2 separate regions of the Mus musculus genome follow, and region 1 is linked to region 2. A link is a loop called in an ENCODE intact Hi-C map of the cell type or tissue named here. Cell type or tissue: left cerebral cortex. All regions are shown on one strand.

The links. A loop is a pair of places that touch in the nucleus more often than their neighbours do. Peaks named below come from ENCODE experiments on the same cell type or tissue, not always from the same donor. Only the 100,000 strongest peaks of a DNase experiment are listed, where the experiment ranks them.
Region 1: a loop joins it to region 2, with 11 times the contacts of the local background. A loop is called at or near these places in 12 of 42 quality-filtered maps.

Annotation. Positions count from the first base shown.
Region 1 is chr17:25,473,066-25,481,065 of GRCm38, forward strand. Tekt4 (tektin 4) reads left to right here. Exons shown (of 6, transcript NM_027951.1): 2 at 671-741; 3 at 1,051-1,194; 4 at 1,575-1,797; 5 at 2,494-2,648; 6 at 3,257-3,529. The coding sequence ends at 3,473. Among named protein-coding and RNA genes, the nearest start is that of Tekt4, 5.5 kb to the left of the region's middle. In left cerebral cortex, CTCF peaks have their summits at 1,439 (motif pointing right), 1,653 and 3,031 (motif pointing right); DNase peaks (open chromatin) are centred at 1,435, 1,813, 3,045 and 3,450; H3K4me3 peaks cover 510 bases.
Region 2 is chr17:25,796,642-25,804,641 of GRCm38, forward strand. Metrn (meteorin, glial cell differentiation regulator) reads right to left here and starts at 404. Exons shown (of 4, transcript NM_133719.2): 1 at 224-404. The coding sequence starts at 321. In left cerebral cortex, a CTCF peak has its summit at 4,607 (motif pointing left); DNase peaks (open chromatin) are centred at 529, 914, 4,584 and 6,647; H3K4me3 peaks cover 1,154 bases; H3K27ac peaks cover 2,962 bases.

The sequences.
Region 1 (8,000 bases), 320 kb before region 2:
GCCTGGGTGCCACACAACTGGGAATTCCTCAGAGCTGGCGCCTCCTGTGGTAGCCTCAGGCCCATGGGCAAGGATGAATGATGGAGCTGGGGAATAAACCGCCAGGCTGGGGCCCCAGAGAACTCCTGTCCTACCCCTAGGCCTTGCCCACTTCGGCCAGTGGGTGCAGAGATGGGAGAGGGACCGAGGACACTGGACACTGGAGATCATGGCCCAGGTGGGTTTGAGCACAAGATAATCCTGGCACCCAGAAAATGTTGGGGTTAAAGGAAACTTAGAGTTTCCTACCTATTCTTGGTGGGAAGTGGGCAGACAGAGGGCATCTGATGTCCCGTGGGCTTGAGTTCCTCAGAGGCAGTATAGAGCTCGATATAAGGCTGGTATGCTCCTCAGGAAACTGTGGGAGTTTTGGGGATGATCCCAGAGTCTGGACAGCTGTCTTAGGTGACCCAACAGCAAAAAGATACCCTTTAGAGGAGACACTCACTTGCAACATGCTAACACTACCCGGAGTGAACGTCGCACACAAGGGCTGAACCTTTTTCTGGGGGTGGAGGGGGGACAGAGATTAAGGCAAAAAGTCAATGCTGGTGAGGTCCATACCTTGGCTCCTGCTGAGTCCCCGAGTCTCTGAGCAGGGTTGCTCAGAGAGGACCGGTCTCATTTCCAGGAAACCGAGCTGATCAGGAACATCCAGGAACTCCTGAAGAGGACGATAGGACAAGCCGTGGACCAGATACGGTGGGTCACAGCAGCCCCTGAGGGACCCGAGGGCTGGACTCTGTCCCCAAGGCTGGTCTGAGGTGGAGGCAGGACAGGTAGGGACCTGACACTGTGGCTGAGAGGTCAGAAGGCTTCCAAATCTTAGCTAGTGGAATGCAGGCTCTGCTCAGCGAATACAACCATCTCCACTTTTGCTCTGGAACCTGGGCACTGCTGGCCATGGAAGGCTGTCTGAGCACAAACTGGAGCTGAAATGGGGCCTGCTTCCCAGGGCTCCCTGGCACACAGTGAGCCCTAAACCCCGCCCCCCCCCCTCATGCCCTCCAGGCTGAACAGGGAGCATAAGGAGTCGTGTGAGATGAACTGGTCGGACAAAGTGGAAGTCTACAACATTGACGATACCTGCTCCCGCTACACCAATGAGAGCACCCAGGTGCAGTTCTATCCGCATTCCAGCAAGTTCGAGGAGAGGTAGGATTCTAGGCTCTGTAACCCGTTTGTCCCTGCCACTCTCCGCTCTACTTCCAAAATCTGAGGAAGGACTCCTGCCCCCACGAGAACCTGGCCCAGCTCTCCTGGGGAACCTCTGTCTGCTGTTGGGGTGGACTAACTGGAAAGCCCCTTACTCAAGTGCCTGGCACCCACAATTCACACAGGGCTAGTGCCCTGTGGGTGGCCTGGAAAGCGTTTCTGCTCGTGACCAGTAGAGGGCAAGCAAAGGATCTCTAGAGGCATGGGAGAACCTCGGTATATCGGTGTGAGGGAGGAATCCGGGGTACACTGGGGATCGCTGACAGTGCGGGAGTCTCTGTGTGACTACACCCTGACCAGGCCGCAACTTCCACCCTCAGTGCTTCCACGCCCGAGACGTGGGCCAAGTTCAATCACGACAACCTGCTTCGAGCCGAGCGCGAGCGGCTAGCCTCGGTTAACCTGCGGAAGTTAATTGACTGCATCTTGCGGGATACGGCCGAGGACCTGCGGCTACAGTGCGATGCAGTGAACTCGGCTTTCTCAAGCCGCTGCCAAGAGCTGGACGACTCACTCCAGAAGCTGCAGTACCACCTTCGAAAGGTGGGAGCGCAGGGCTCGCCCGCCTTTGGACACGCCCACTTGTTTGAGCACATCAGGACACGCCTACCAGCGAGCCCATCCCATGCTTAGGATACACCTACTCACATCTGTGCATGTCTCCTTCTCGTGCTCGGACCCCACTCAAGCCACGCCCATCCCTTGCCTAGGACTTGGGTTCCCTTATCCACAGGGACCAGGGTTGCTATCCACTTTGCTTAAGTCACCACTTGGCTTCAAGAGTCCTTCTGTGACCAGCTCACCCTGAAGCAGACATCCATACACTTCTGTAGATTCTCTGATTTGATGTAAAAGCAGTTTTGGGGAGTGATCTTCTGGCACCTCCACTGCTGACCAGCAGGAGCTGTGTGCTATGGGGTTGGGAAGAAGATAGTATGGGAGCAGAGAGTGGTTTTGGGGTCCTGCTTCTAAATTCCCGTTGTGGCCTATCTAGCCTCTAAGACCTGACTTTTGTAGCCAGCATTAGAGAGCAAACAGACTGCCCCGACTCATGAGACCCGCTGAGAGCCTTGTACAGGGCTGCCCCTGGACACAGGCGGAGGACTCAGAGTGTCTTGTCAAGGCTGGGAGACTAAGGGCAACTGGTTTAGCCCATCCCACATGCTGGGTTAGGATAGGCAGGTGCCCTGTTTGCTCCAGAATTTGAGGCAGCCTCAGGTTCACATACTGCCCTTACAGACCCTGACGGAGATCACAGACCAGGAACACCAGATTGCAGCCTTGAAGCAGGCCATCAAGGACAAGGAGGCCCCTCTGCGTGTGGCCCAGACTCGCCTTTACCAGCGGTCACACCGGCCCAATGTGGAGTTGTGCCGGGACAATGCCCAGTTCAGGTACTGCTTGCTGTTTGAGCAGCCCTGGAAGGCTGGGGTCATCCTTGAGGCCCTTTAGTCTTACTCAGTACTTGAGGCTACCATGAGCCCCTCCTGCAGGATCAGTCCTACATATGAGCAGACATAGTGCTTGTGGGGAGGGCTCTGGAGGGGTTTTGAGTGTCAGAAACAGCACAGGATCCTGTGCAACACTCTGGGATGCTTTGCCTTCCTGGAAGAAGCCTAGAGTCTGGAAACCTAAGATTCATGAGGCCACAGGGCAGGGAAGCCTGGCAGGGCAATTCCAGTATGCCCTTCTAAGCATAAGCGTCTGTCTTCTTCCTTCTTCCTCTACCGTAATTTTGTTCTATAAATCAGTTTTCAGGATGCCATTGCTTATTTTCGCCACAAGGTGGCAGTGTTTCAAGACTCCCTTTCCCTGCTTCAGCGCAGCTGAGGGAGGCCCTCTTTGGACTAGAAACGAGGGCCTTTTTAACCCATGCAAGTTCCCAGGAATTTTTGCAACATTTGCCACTTTGGTGGAGTCTGTGTAAGCCTGTTGGGATCCTCTGTAGCGTCACTGCCCTTTCCTTTGTCTCTCCCCCAGCTTACTGTTCCTTTCCTTGCAGGTTGCTGAGCGAGGTGGAGGAGTTGAACATGTCCCTCAGAGCGTTAAAGGAGAAGCTTCAGGATGCGGAGCAGGCACTGCGGAACCTGGAGGATTCACGCATGAGTCTGGAGAAGGACATCGCAGTCAAGACCAACAGCCTCTTTATCGACCGCCAGAAGTGTATGACCCACCGCAACCGCTACCCCAGTGTCCTCCAGCTGGCTGGCTACCAGTGACTGGGGCTGGCACCTGGCCTCACTGCTTCATTCAAATAAAGAGCTCTTTAGTTTTCCGCCTAGAGTGGCGTGGGGCAGGGTGAAGAGGCTTTCGGTTGGACAGGTATTTCAGAACTGACACAGCCAGGCTTTGTCCAAGAGCCTATCATCTTCCACACTTCAGGGGAAATGGTCTGTCCAGGTGAGGCCAGGTACTCCCCCACAGCCCCACTTAGAGCCCCACCAAGCCTGGTTTCTCCTATGTCACCAGCAGTTCGAGGGACTTGTGTGTCTGTTGGGCATAGTGCATTGTTCTCTCTCCCTTTTATCTCCCAGGCCTGAGGCTTGGCTCACCTCCCTTTGATGACAATGGCTCTCCTGCAGTCAGCCCCACTCAGAGAAATTATCCAGGCAGAACCCCACCCCAATCACACCCAACTACTCCCCCCCCCCAAACTCAGCACTGCTCACTGTCCAGGGCTCCCAGGATGGAGCCAGGAGGGGCGTTAAACCCTGTGACTGTGACTCAGGGGTAGGGGGACTTGTTTCTTGTCCTGGACTGTTGGGGGAAGGGAGGGGAGTTATATGCCGCCACCACCACAAGCTACCCACACATAGATAGACACCAGACCCCATTCTGGCCCCTGCTCCCCTGTCTGGTGATATCTGCTCCAGGGGAAATTGCCACGTGTCCCCATGCTCCTTGCAGGTCAACATCTGGAGAGGTGGGTTTTACAGACATCAGAGTGTTCCTGGAAATCAAAGCCTGGAGAGGGATGTGGGACAGCTGTGTGGGGACAATTGAGGACAGACAGGGCTTCCTGGAGGTGGCAGCCTGGATTTCACAGCAGACACCACGGTGCTAGTTCTGGACCAGGGGAGAATGTAACCATATTGGGCTGATGGGGTGGTTTCTCATCTACTCTGGAGTTTACCTGGATCAGGCTCTTCAATTCCCTGGACACATTGTCCTTGGTTCCCTTGGGAGGATGTGTATGCAGTGGGCTCTTATCAGCTTCCTGAGAAGATGTGTGGTCCCTGAAAGAGTGGCCCAGTTCAGACAGAAAGGTCAGCCTAGGACCCTGCCACCAGCACCTACCTGCCAGACAACCCCAGTCCCGGGCCTTCGTTGCCGTAGCCTTTATCCTTTCTCTTCAGCCCCTGCAGTCAGGGGTGGGTGAGACATCGGGTCCTCCCTTCATTACACTATTCAGAGGACATGTCACCACGGAAACCATGCCACTTGTTACTGTTGTTGGTCACCACAGCGACAGCCAGAAAGCTGTGCCTGCTCTTTGGGGTGCCGTTAAAAATGTGCCCCGGGTACTGCTGCCATAGGATAGGTTTAGGGGTACATGACACCTGTGGGCCTGCACCCCGATACCTTATAGGTGAGAGGCTAGGAGCAGAGGCTGAAGGGCACTCGAGCTGCCCACTTGCCCCTGGCCTCTCCCAGGGAAGTAGAAACCATCCAGGAAGAGGATCAATCTGAGCTTCCTGGATGATTGAGAGGTGAGGCGGCCTCTCAGTCTCCATCGAGGCCATTCTGTTTGCTCCCATCAGCAGAGCAGGCAGGCTGCCTCTGACTCCCCAAGGATGGTGGTCTAGCAGTGGGATGGTGCACAGACTTGAAGGCAGGGCAGCTGGTCACTCTTTTAAGTATGCCATGTGTTACCCCACCACGGTGGGCCCTGCCATTTTATAACTGGAGAAAGCAAGGTGAGGAGGGCCTCTGGCCCCTCATGCTCACACCCCAAAGAGCTAGGAGATTAAACCCCCCACCTGTGGCCTCAGACACCTGGGCCATGCAAGTGAGCCTTACCCCTAGGGTCTGATTTCTTCAGGTGAAGCTGGTGACCACAAGGTAATGAGGAAGCTGCTGCCACTGTGAGACCATCCAGACACAAGCAGCCATTTCTTTGCTAGAGATCCCTGTAGCTTACTCCAGGAGAACCCCTCTGACTCCATGTCCCAGGCATAGGGAGATAACAGAGCAAGGATTCCAAGCTACCACAGCAAGCAGGAGGGTCGTCTGTCTGCCTTGGGATGTCCTTCTGCCACATGACCTTTCATGAGAAGACTCTAGTCAGTCCAGCTAGGTGCAGGCACTGACAGACCAAAGAAAGGGGTCCGGCCAAGTCCAGCTTAGTGAGCTGGGGAATTTACCGTATTACTTGTGGGTACCTGTCGGTACCCTAAGGCAGGTATACCATCTGGAGTTTCCTTGGGCAGCTTATGGGCAACTGCACCACTAAAGTGTCCCACCAGCAGCATGGATAGCTCTCAAAAACCCAAAGATTCCTCCAACACCACCCCAGCCAAGCTCTACCTCCTCTGGAGGACGGCAGTTTGCCATGAGGACCTCTGAGACTTCCCCCTCCGAGAGTCAGCCCATAGGCTGGATCTCAAGAGTCTCAGGCTGAGTGATTCAAGATAGCAGTGGTCATGTCCAAGCTAAGGAGACTGCCATGTAACGCCATCTGCCCCATCTGGGTCCATGGTTTAAAGTTGAAAGAGGAAACACAGGTGCTCTCCCAAGGGCTGTGCTGTCCAGGGATGTCTATGGGACAAGTGTTGGATTGCTTGAACTTTTCCTGGGGGTTTGGAGGACACTTTCTCTCCTCTCCCCACCCCACCCTCTCTCTGCTGCTTCCCCCCCACCCCTGTATAGGGCACTAACCACAGACCAAAGTATGGATCCACCCAGTTCTAGCTTGTCAAGGCAATGAGTATGTTAAATGGCTTTACCTACAGAACATGGGTGAGGGGTTACTTACAGCCACGTGGGCACACCCTCACCCCAACAGCTGCATCACTGAACCATCTCACCCCTGCACAGCTGCCACCTCACACCACTCCATCCCCGAGGTAACCCTGATGTTCTATATACTCTAACATCTCCTGAGCCACTGAGACTGCACACAGCTGACACGAAGGGGTAGGAAGGAAGGGCTGAGGTCACTGTTGAGGAGTGTGGAACCCTCCCACCCTCTCCTTTGATGAGGAAAGTCAGCAGCTCCGATCGTGAGGGTCACACATAAGCGTTCACAGCTTCTCTGTTGGCAATGCTAAGAACTGTTATGGCTGAAGGAGAGGATTCCATAGCAGGCGGGCATGACCTGTTGGAGGAGAAGTGGAAAGAAAGGGCCATGGCCAGCTTCCCCAGCCCCATGTGACCATCAAGGGACCCCAGTGTCTCAGAGTCAACCCTGTGTTCCATCTAGAACACTGAATGGCTGAGCCTGGATACAGGCTGCCCTGCCTTACCTGGGTTGCCCCTCAGCTTCCCTCCAACCACACAGGTCTCCTTGCCTAGTGAGCCACCTGTCTGGACCACATGGTCACTCTCTTGGAAACCAAGAATTGATCCTATGGCTCTAACTATGGACCTATTACCCATTCTGCCTTGAACTGGCTGCTGTGGGGTCTGTCTTTGTGCACGTGGCCTCAGGCCCCTCCTCCTGTCACTTAGTCCATGCCCTGAACTGGGGGCCTGGACAAACTTCTGATGCTCACCAAGTTATCTCTGCTAAGTTACCCCATCACCTTCCTGGACTACTGATCACCTCTATGGGGGGAGGGGGAGGGTGTTATTCATAGAGTGTTAAGTTGCTAAGTCTCTGATGCCTGGGCACCCCAGCTGCCCTCTCTGGCACAAGCTTCCAGGCTCCCAGTGCTGTACCATAGAGAGCAAACCTTTGCAGGCTTCTGGGCAAGGGACGGCAAAGCGTGTGCATAGTTTTTCCCTGGCACAGCAGGACATCTACCGCTGGGGGCCATGACACCCTGTCGTCACGGTGATGCTGGTGGCTGCTCTCAGCCAGAGCTATTTCTGGCCTGAGACTCGATGTCCTGTTCACTGAGTCACCCTGAATGCTGACCCCTCTGCTCAGCATCCATAGACACATACGTCTGTCCCCTGACCAGAGAGACAGCCCTGCCCCCCACGCCCCAGCAGATAGAGACTTGAAAACCCCATACTGCTCCCTAGCCTTCAACTCCTGGAAAGGCTCTTCTCCTACATACTTTACCAACTGGGAGAGTCCCAGGTTACCCCATCAGAGGGCATATCTTCTTAGGGACCAGTGAGGGTGTCACAGAGAGAGGGACTCTGGGGGCTAGAGGTGACTGGGGCCAGTACTATCCCTCACTGATGTCACTGTCTTTTCTGCTATAGGGGTTGCACCTGGTCCTGCTGAGTTGCTGTGAAAGCCCATTTGTTCCAGAGACCAATGCTCAGACCTAGGTTGCCATCTTTCCTAGAAGACCACAGAGAAGGCTCCAGCCCTGGCACTAGCTACTTACTTCTTTCAGGGAGAATTCTCGACTGTTTTCATCAGCCAGGTCAAGCAGAGACGCTCCAGTAAGGGGGCCTGCAGGGCCTGACACAAGGTGATTCAGTCACTAGGGCTCTGTCTTCACACCTCCTCTGACTGAGTCACTGCAGCTGACAATGGGTGACAGCAGCTGCCCCCAGAGGGGCCTCTGTGTCCACTAGGTGCTGAGCTGGTGTGAGCTGTCATCAGTAGCCAGCAGTCATGGCTGCCC
Region 2 (8,000 bases):
CTGGGGACAGGACGGTGGTTCTCAGGTGGGTGACCCTCGTTCCCTAGCCCGCTCATCCCTTTTCCCGCGGCTACCAACATCTGCTTCTACTCTGTGTAACAGGACATTGAAGTCTGCGTTTCCTCAGTTCCAAGTGGGAGGGAACCCTCCAACCCAAGAAGTAAATAAAATAAAATAAATAAATAAATAAACCCACAACCCTCCCCGCAGTCCCTCCTGGTACCTGCCCCTCCAGCTGCAGCGGTCTTCCGAGTAGCCAGCGTGAGCGGACGCGGCCAGGAGGCCGCAACAGAGCGCGCAAAGAAGCGTGGCTACCAGCATGGTTAGGGGACGCGCCGGGGCCTCGGACTGCTGCCCCGGGAGGGTCGGGGCCGCAGCGCGAGCAGCCCGCGGCGCGGCTGCCCGGCCCGGCGCGTCCCCACAACCGGCGACCCCTCGCCGCTGCCCCCTCTGAGCTCCGGGGCTAGGGGGCGGGGCCTTTGCTCTCGGACCAATCGCCACAAGCCGCAGAACTTTCCTCCAATTGCAGCACCCTCGAGGGGGTGGGGCGGGCTCAAGGCGGGAGCTCGGTCCAAGGCAGGGTTGATGTAGAAAGCGCTCCTGTTTCCCCATTTGGAGATCCCCAATAGGAACGTTTGGTGGGTTGGTGGGGTTCGCTGTCGACTGGAATCTGGAAGGCTGTCCACCCCTTACCTTCAGTGGACCTCGGGGCAGTGGGACTTTGTAAGAGAAGTAGTAGAGTCTGCAGCCAAAATCTGAACACTGGTATCCTGCTGCTGGTACTTAAGGAAAAGAGATTAAAACCCCTGTGTTACTGCATCTCATAAGGGAGGGTACAGAGGGCCTGGAGCATGGAGCTAGGCCAAACCTTCGGTTTGGGGAAAAGAAAGAATACTGGCTAGGTCTGGAAGGAGTAGCGTGGGTAGTGTGGATCTCCTTCTGCCACCATACATTCTCAGACCTAACTACACACTCCTCCAATGTTAAATGGATACTAAGAAAAAAATGAGGCGTTCTAGAGGACCTGCCTAGGGACCCACCTGACTGACAAAGCCTGGTAGTCTGCCGGTGCCAAAGTACAGGCCATTCCTACAGTCAAGATCAACCGAAAGGGAATCAGAAAGATATCCCAGGCAGCCTGAGGATGTAGCTAGGTTATAGAGCACCTACCACACAGGCATACACCCCTGGCTTTGATCTTTAAAATAATGTTAAACTGAGAGTGTAGTGGGTCTTGCCTGTAATCCCAGCGGGCAGGAAGTAAAGGAAGCAGCTCAGATGTTCAAGGGCATCCTTGGCTCCATAGTGAATTCAAGGACAGTGTGGGCTACATGAGAACCTCTTTTTTTTGTTTTGTTTTGTTTGTTGTTCATTTTTAAAAAAATATTTTTATTAGATATTTTCTTTATTTACATTTCAAATGTTATCCCCTTTCCTGGTTTCCCCTCTGAAAATCCCCTATCCCCCCCCCCCCGAGAACCTCTTAAAATAAAATAGAGCCACTGTGAAACCCCCCAATGGGGAAGAGCTTCCTTGGAGCAGCTTGTCCTTTGGATCTGACCGAAGGGAGGGTGGAGGAGATGGAAAATAGAAGAAGAACCTTGGCAGGTCCCCAAGGATCTCTCTCTCTCTCTCTCTCTCTCTCTCTCTCTCTCTCTCCCACCCCCAGGGCTCTGTTTCTGGATCCTCCAGGTTCCGAGTGAAACCCTTCCGGTTGGCCTGGACCTGCGCTCAGAGACAGATGAGATCCAGTGATCCCACTGGCAATCTGGGGAGGAGCTTCAAACACTGACTACTTTCTCCTTGCCTCCCAGGCCCTCTTTGACCAATAAGAAGGCTCAGATGGCTCCTTGCCCCAGTCCAGAGAGTCAAAATGACACAAGGTGAGAGTGACCAGAACTTTCCTGATGAATCAGTAAACACAGTGTGGTGTGACTGTTCTTGGAAGAAACATTACATATGGGCTGGAGAGATGGCTCAGCGATTAAGAGCACTGATTGCTCTTCCAGAGGTCCTGAGTTTAATTCCCAGCAACCACATGGTGGCTCACAACCATCTGTAATAGGATCTGATGCCCTCTTCTGGTGTGTCTGAAGACAGTGACAGTATACTCATATATATGAAATAAATAAATAAGTAAAATAGTAAATAAATAAATAACATTAAATATGACTTTTTTCTCTCAAATAGTATAGAAATGTGGGATGCTATAAAAGCAAGGAATTCAAATTTTTTTTATTTTCTCAGCTTGGTAGACTTTTATGCAAATGTTTTAATCCACCCCCATACCAAACACAAAGGCCCTACTATATTCTTGAATTAAAATGGTTTATCTTTTACCCCTTCGTTTTCTTTGCACAGATTCTCTTAAAACTAACCAAGCTTGGGCTGAGCAAGGTGGCACACAACTTTAATCCCAGCACTCCTGAGGCACAGGCAAGGCAGATCGCTGTGAGTTCGAGGCAAACTAGCTCTACATGGTGAGTTCCAGGACAGCCAGGGATCTTTACACAGAGAAATTCTGTCTCAATACAAACAGACAAACAAACAAACAAACAAACCTAGCCAATCACTAAAGACCGTGAGGTTGAGCCCAGCCAATGGGGAAAAGACACAGTCATCACCTGAGTTAGAATAAAAACCAATCCCTGTCTGAGTTGCCTCTTCCATGCTGTGAGCAGCTCACTCCTTGGTCAGCAGTAAAGGTTTGCCTTCTTGAGACACTTCAGTTAGAGTGGAGGTCTCTTTCTTTGCAACCTCAAATTTATTTCTAACAGAATGAAGCCCGGATGATTCTATCGTAAACCCTTGACGTCCGGGTTTGGATGTTGCTTTGGTCTCATATCATATCTTCTTTCCATGTCCTATCTCTCTCTCTTTTGGAATAGGAGAATGAATTCTGTGCTGTTGTATAGTGGAAGTATGTAACTTATTTTTTACTTTATAGGAGTTCACAGTTAAGAATTTGTCAGGATGGTAGGGAGGAGGTGTTGCCATGGTGTGCAAGGCCCTGAATTCCATTCTCAGCACCCAACAACAATAATAACATCCTTTAAAAGTAGAAAGTGCCTGGCGTGGTGGCACATGCCTTTGATCCCAGCACTTGGGAGGCAGAGGCAGGCAGATTTCTGAGTTTGAGGTCAGCCTGGTCTACAAAGTGAGTTCCAGGACAGCCAGGGCTATACAGAGAAACCCTGCCTTGAAAAAAAACCTAAATAAATAAATAATAAAATAAAATAAAAATTTCTAATAAATAAATAAATAAATAAATAAATAAGAGGCCACCTGAGACGCTGCAGCTATTGAGAGGCAAAGGCAGGTGGATTTCTGTGAGTCTAGGTCAGATTGGTGTCTTTGCAGAGAGTTCCAGACCTTCTGGTTATATGATGAGATCTTGTAATCTATCAGAATAAGTAATATTTGGGGCATAATGACACATACCTTTAATCCCAGCACTTGGAGGCAGAGAAAAGTAGATCTCTGTGAGTTCAAAGCTAGTCTGGGCTACATAGTGAGTTCCAGGACAGCCAGGGCTATTCAGAAACCCTGTTTCAAACAAATAGAATATGTAATAAATAGTGGCGCACACCTTTAATCCCAGCACTCAGGAGGCATAAACAGGAGGATCTCTGAGTCTGGAGCCAGCCTGGTCTACTTAGAGAAGTTCAAGACAGCAGGGATGACATAGAGACCTTGTCTAAGAAAACAAAACAAAAATAAAAAAAAAAAAAAATAAATAACAAAGTCAGATGGGCTGGAAAGATGGCTTATCAGTTGAGAACACGTTACTGCATTTGCAGAGGACCTAAGCTGTGCTCCCAGATCCCACATCAAGAGGATCACAACAGCATGAAACTCCATCTTCAGGGAATTTGATGCCTCTTGTCGCCACAGGCAAATCCACTCTCATGCATGCATGCACGGGCACACACACACACACACACACACACACCTAAAGGTAAAAAAAAAATGTAAAAATTAAATCATAAATACAATATTTTCAGCCAAACAGTGGTGACACACTCCTTTAATCCCAGCACTCAGGAAGCAGAGGCAGGCAGATCTCTGTGAATTTCAGGCCAGCCTGGTCTACAGAGTGAGTTCCAGGACAGCCAGGGCTACACAGAGAAACTCCATCTTGAAAGACAAATAAATAAATAAATAAATAAAATAAAATAAAATAAAATTCAATGGAAAGGCATGGCAAAAATAAAAATGGTAAATTCAGCCGGGCATGGTGGCGCACGCCTTTAATCCCAGCACTCAGGAGGCAGAGGCAGGTAAATTCAAGTAGTTCTCTACCCAACCCCTTTTAAATAAGTGTTTTCAAGTGTGGAGTCCCGGGGGCAGGGGGATTTCTGTGGTTATAATTTTAAAACTTTAAAATCAATCTGGAAACAGAAAGAAAAAAAAAAGAAAAATATGACATGCCTGATGAAATTATAGCAGACACCAAGGCCTGTACCGAGGATACAAGACACCTCGGGCAACCACAGTACAACTATCCAGCCTGAGAAATTGCAGCTACTTTGGTAATTCTTTGGTACTTCCCATTGCAAGCCACTGAGGCAGAAAAGTAGTCTCCAGGCGCCCTCTAATGGTAATATGGGGATGAGCTGGCCAGTCTCAGAGTTGAAGTCGTCCGACCCTAACCTCCAAGGGCAATGGCAGGAGACCTAGCAGTAAGAGGTAACTGCTAGAGGTTACTAAGGGGTAACTTGGTCTGAAAGAAACACTCACCTGACCGGAGTCTCTCTATTAAACTTACTCTTCCCATCTTCATCTTCTAGCACCATAACAATGATTCTGTCACGATGGTAGATTCTAGACAGGTGCCACTTCTCACACTGGTCAGGGAAAGGGACCCTTGACCATCATTAGCTAGCAGAAGTCTGATGCCCATGGGTATAGATCCCAGAAAGCCATGAGTAGCCTCAGGGTCCAACAGAGCTGCTCCTGGTGCTTTTAGATACCCAGAAGGAAAATGAAGGATGAATGAGAGAGCACCCCACATCTCAGAGAACCTTTAGCTGTTTATGCTCAAGCTTGGGGACTTCCTTGAATGTCTCAAGACTTTGTGCCCTTACCTTAATAAATGAGTTGCAACCGGGTGATAGCAGCGCACACCTTTAGTTCCAGCACCCAGGAGGCAGAGGCAGAGGCAGGTGGATCTCTGAGAGTTCAAAGCCAGCCTGGTTTACAGAACTGAGTTCCAGGACAGCCAGGACTACACAGTGAAAGACTGTATCTAAAAACAAGAAGAAAAAAAAAACAAGAAAGAAGTAAAGAAAAGAAGGAAGGAAAGAAGGAAGGAAAGAAGGAAGGAAAGAAGGAAGGAAGGAAGGAAGGAAGGAAGATGTCTCTTTTTATTTGATCATTACTATGATAGATGGATGGATGGATGGAAAGATGAGAGATAGATTAAAGTGTCAGAGTCAGCTAAATGCCTCAAAGACATGCTCACAGGCCAATCTGATGGAGAGAATTCCTCAGTTGAATTCTCCCTTCACACATATATTATGCTAACAACAAAAATTACCCATCATAGGGGTTGTCCGGGCTGGAAATCACACTGAGACCTGTTTTCTGTACTGTCTTCCCCAGGGCCATGTACTGCACTTGTGGATGCAGTGGGGACAACAGAGGCCTTGGTTGTTATGAGTGTCACCACTCAGGCACCCCATCTCCAGCCATACTGTCCCCTGTTACACAGGCCTTTGCAGGTTGAGGACATCAATAATGTATGTGCAGTATGCTGGTCCCTAAGCAGAGTGGAGGGTAAGCAGCCCAAACGTTCAGCAGGAGAGCTGATGGGAGACATGCAGCTGGTTCCCAATGAACAGGCCATCCAATTGGGGCTATTCGGGGAAGAGCTACAAGTGAGGAGAGTTGACAGGGATTAGAAAGCCAATGACTCCAGGACCATGGAGATTTGAACAAACACAACCACAAATATAACCTGAAATCTGACCTACTGACAGAGGGTGAGTTTGGGTTTCTCCTTGATCTTGTGAGAAAGGGGGGACAAGTTTCCCACCTGCCTAGGACTGCCCCCTTCACAGATAGCAGATAACATTTGAAGCCAGGTAGGGGCTAGATACAGGTAACCTGAGAGCGTTCCTGTATCCCTTAGTGAGCCTGTGGCACCAGGACCCTTACAGCCAGGATTAAATGTGTGTCCTGCTGGATGGAGCTGCAAGGTGGAAATAACGATGGGTGGGGGCACCAGGGGACCAGGAAAGTGCATCAATGGTACCTACCCCCTGAGCACTGCCTTCCCTTGCTGTACCCAGCTGGACCTAGGCAGTTTCAGGGTGGTTCAGCCATCAGCCCCTTGAACACAGAGACCTCATCCAGGATACAATCATAGCCGTCAGCTCCCAAGAAGTCTCAGGTTTCCAGCCATTCCCATGGTTTCTGGATACATCTCCCCCCCACCCCATTAGCCTGGCACTTCAGGGGGTTGGGCATTGAGGTTTCTATCTCTGTAGTTTTTCATTTGCTGAGAAGCCCCCCCCCCCAACACAAGCCTAAAATGCAGCTGCTGATTGATTTGAAGCTGAGCTATAAATAGCCACTGGCTCCAGCCAGGGCCAGGGGAAAATATCCCATTGCTAGGAGACGACCGTTGCCGGGAGACCGCCATCACTAGGCGACTCGTGCTGCTGAGGTGTCAGCTGGGCCCTGAGTCATCCTCAGTCTTGACAGGGGGTGGGGCCAGGCCAAAGCAGAGGCCAGCAGAGAACCTCAACGCTCTCACCCTGTCATCAGGGCAGCCAGACTGATGTTCCACCTGCTTCTCTCCTGTGCACTTCAGCCTCTGGCTCTTGGCAGGGACAGGGTGGAGGAAAAGGAAAGGGCGGAGGAGTATAGGGAGACAGGAAGAGGAATGGAAAAGGACAGAGGGTAAGTAAAGAGGGAGAGAGAAGAAAGGAGGGTAGAGAGGATCGGGGGCATAAAGTATCTACCTGAGCTCAGGGTGACTCACTTGAAGGGGTCGCTCCCCACCAATACTGTGCACTCAAGGTATTCCTCCTTATAGCCCAACTACGTTTCCCAGAAGGGGTTCAGTGAGGGGAACGACCTGGGGAAGATGTGACCCAGCTGTGTGTCTCCCCAGCACTCTCCACACTAGAACCCTGAAAGGCCATGCCTGGAACCTCCTGTGGTAAGACTTAGAGACAGTGTAGAGCTATCATCATCACTCTAGGCTTAGGAGTGATCCCATGATGCTCCCTCCTCCCTCTCTATCCGAGCCAAATGTGCCAGCAGCCCTAGTCTTCATCATCCCCATTCTGTGGAGTTGGACCTTAGAAGCCTGGATAGAAGACAGTGTTCTCTGCTCTGACATCAAGGCAAGGGTGAGGAACATAATAATAGCCTTAGATGAGGGGTGTCTTAAGAGAGGGGTGCTTAAGACAAGTAAGACTGACCCGTGAAGAAAGCATCCTGGTTGAACTGGCCCTATATGCTACCCCATATTCTGTGCAGGAGACGAAAGTCCCTGGTCAGGCACTTGGATATTGTCTGACACAGTTCTCTCAGGATGTAAGATGTTCCAAAAGCGTCATCAGGAATGAATGATGCAGGAATCCTCCGTGGAAGGTGTTCCAGAAGCCAGCTTCCCTATCATCATGACCACAGGGGTGTGTGAACCTCCCCTATGCCCCACTGGGTACCCAGGAAACCCCACCCTGGCCCTCTAAGTGTTGTGTCAGCCAACAGCTCATCATAACTGTGCCATCAGAGAGCCAGTAGGCCCAGGCTGAGAAGAGGGGTTCTTGGTGTTTGGGGAAGACATGAAAGTGAAAACTTCTGGGGAGGATATAGAGTCTGAGAGTCAAATAAGTTCATTCAGTGGCAGGTGACAAGAGGCCACACCAGATGAAGTGCCAGGTGAGAGATGTGGTACCCTCCTAGCTGGCATAGAGCCCAAGGAACAAGGGTCTTTAAAAAAAGATTTATTTATTTAATGTATGCGAGTACACTGTAGCTAGCTG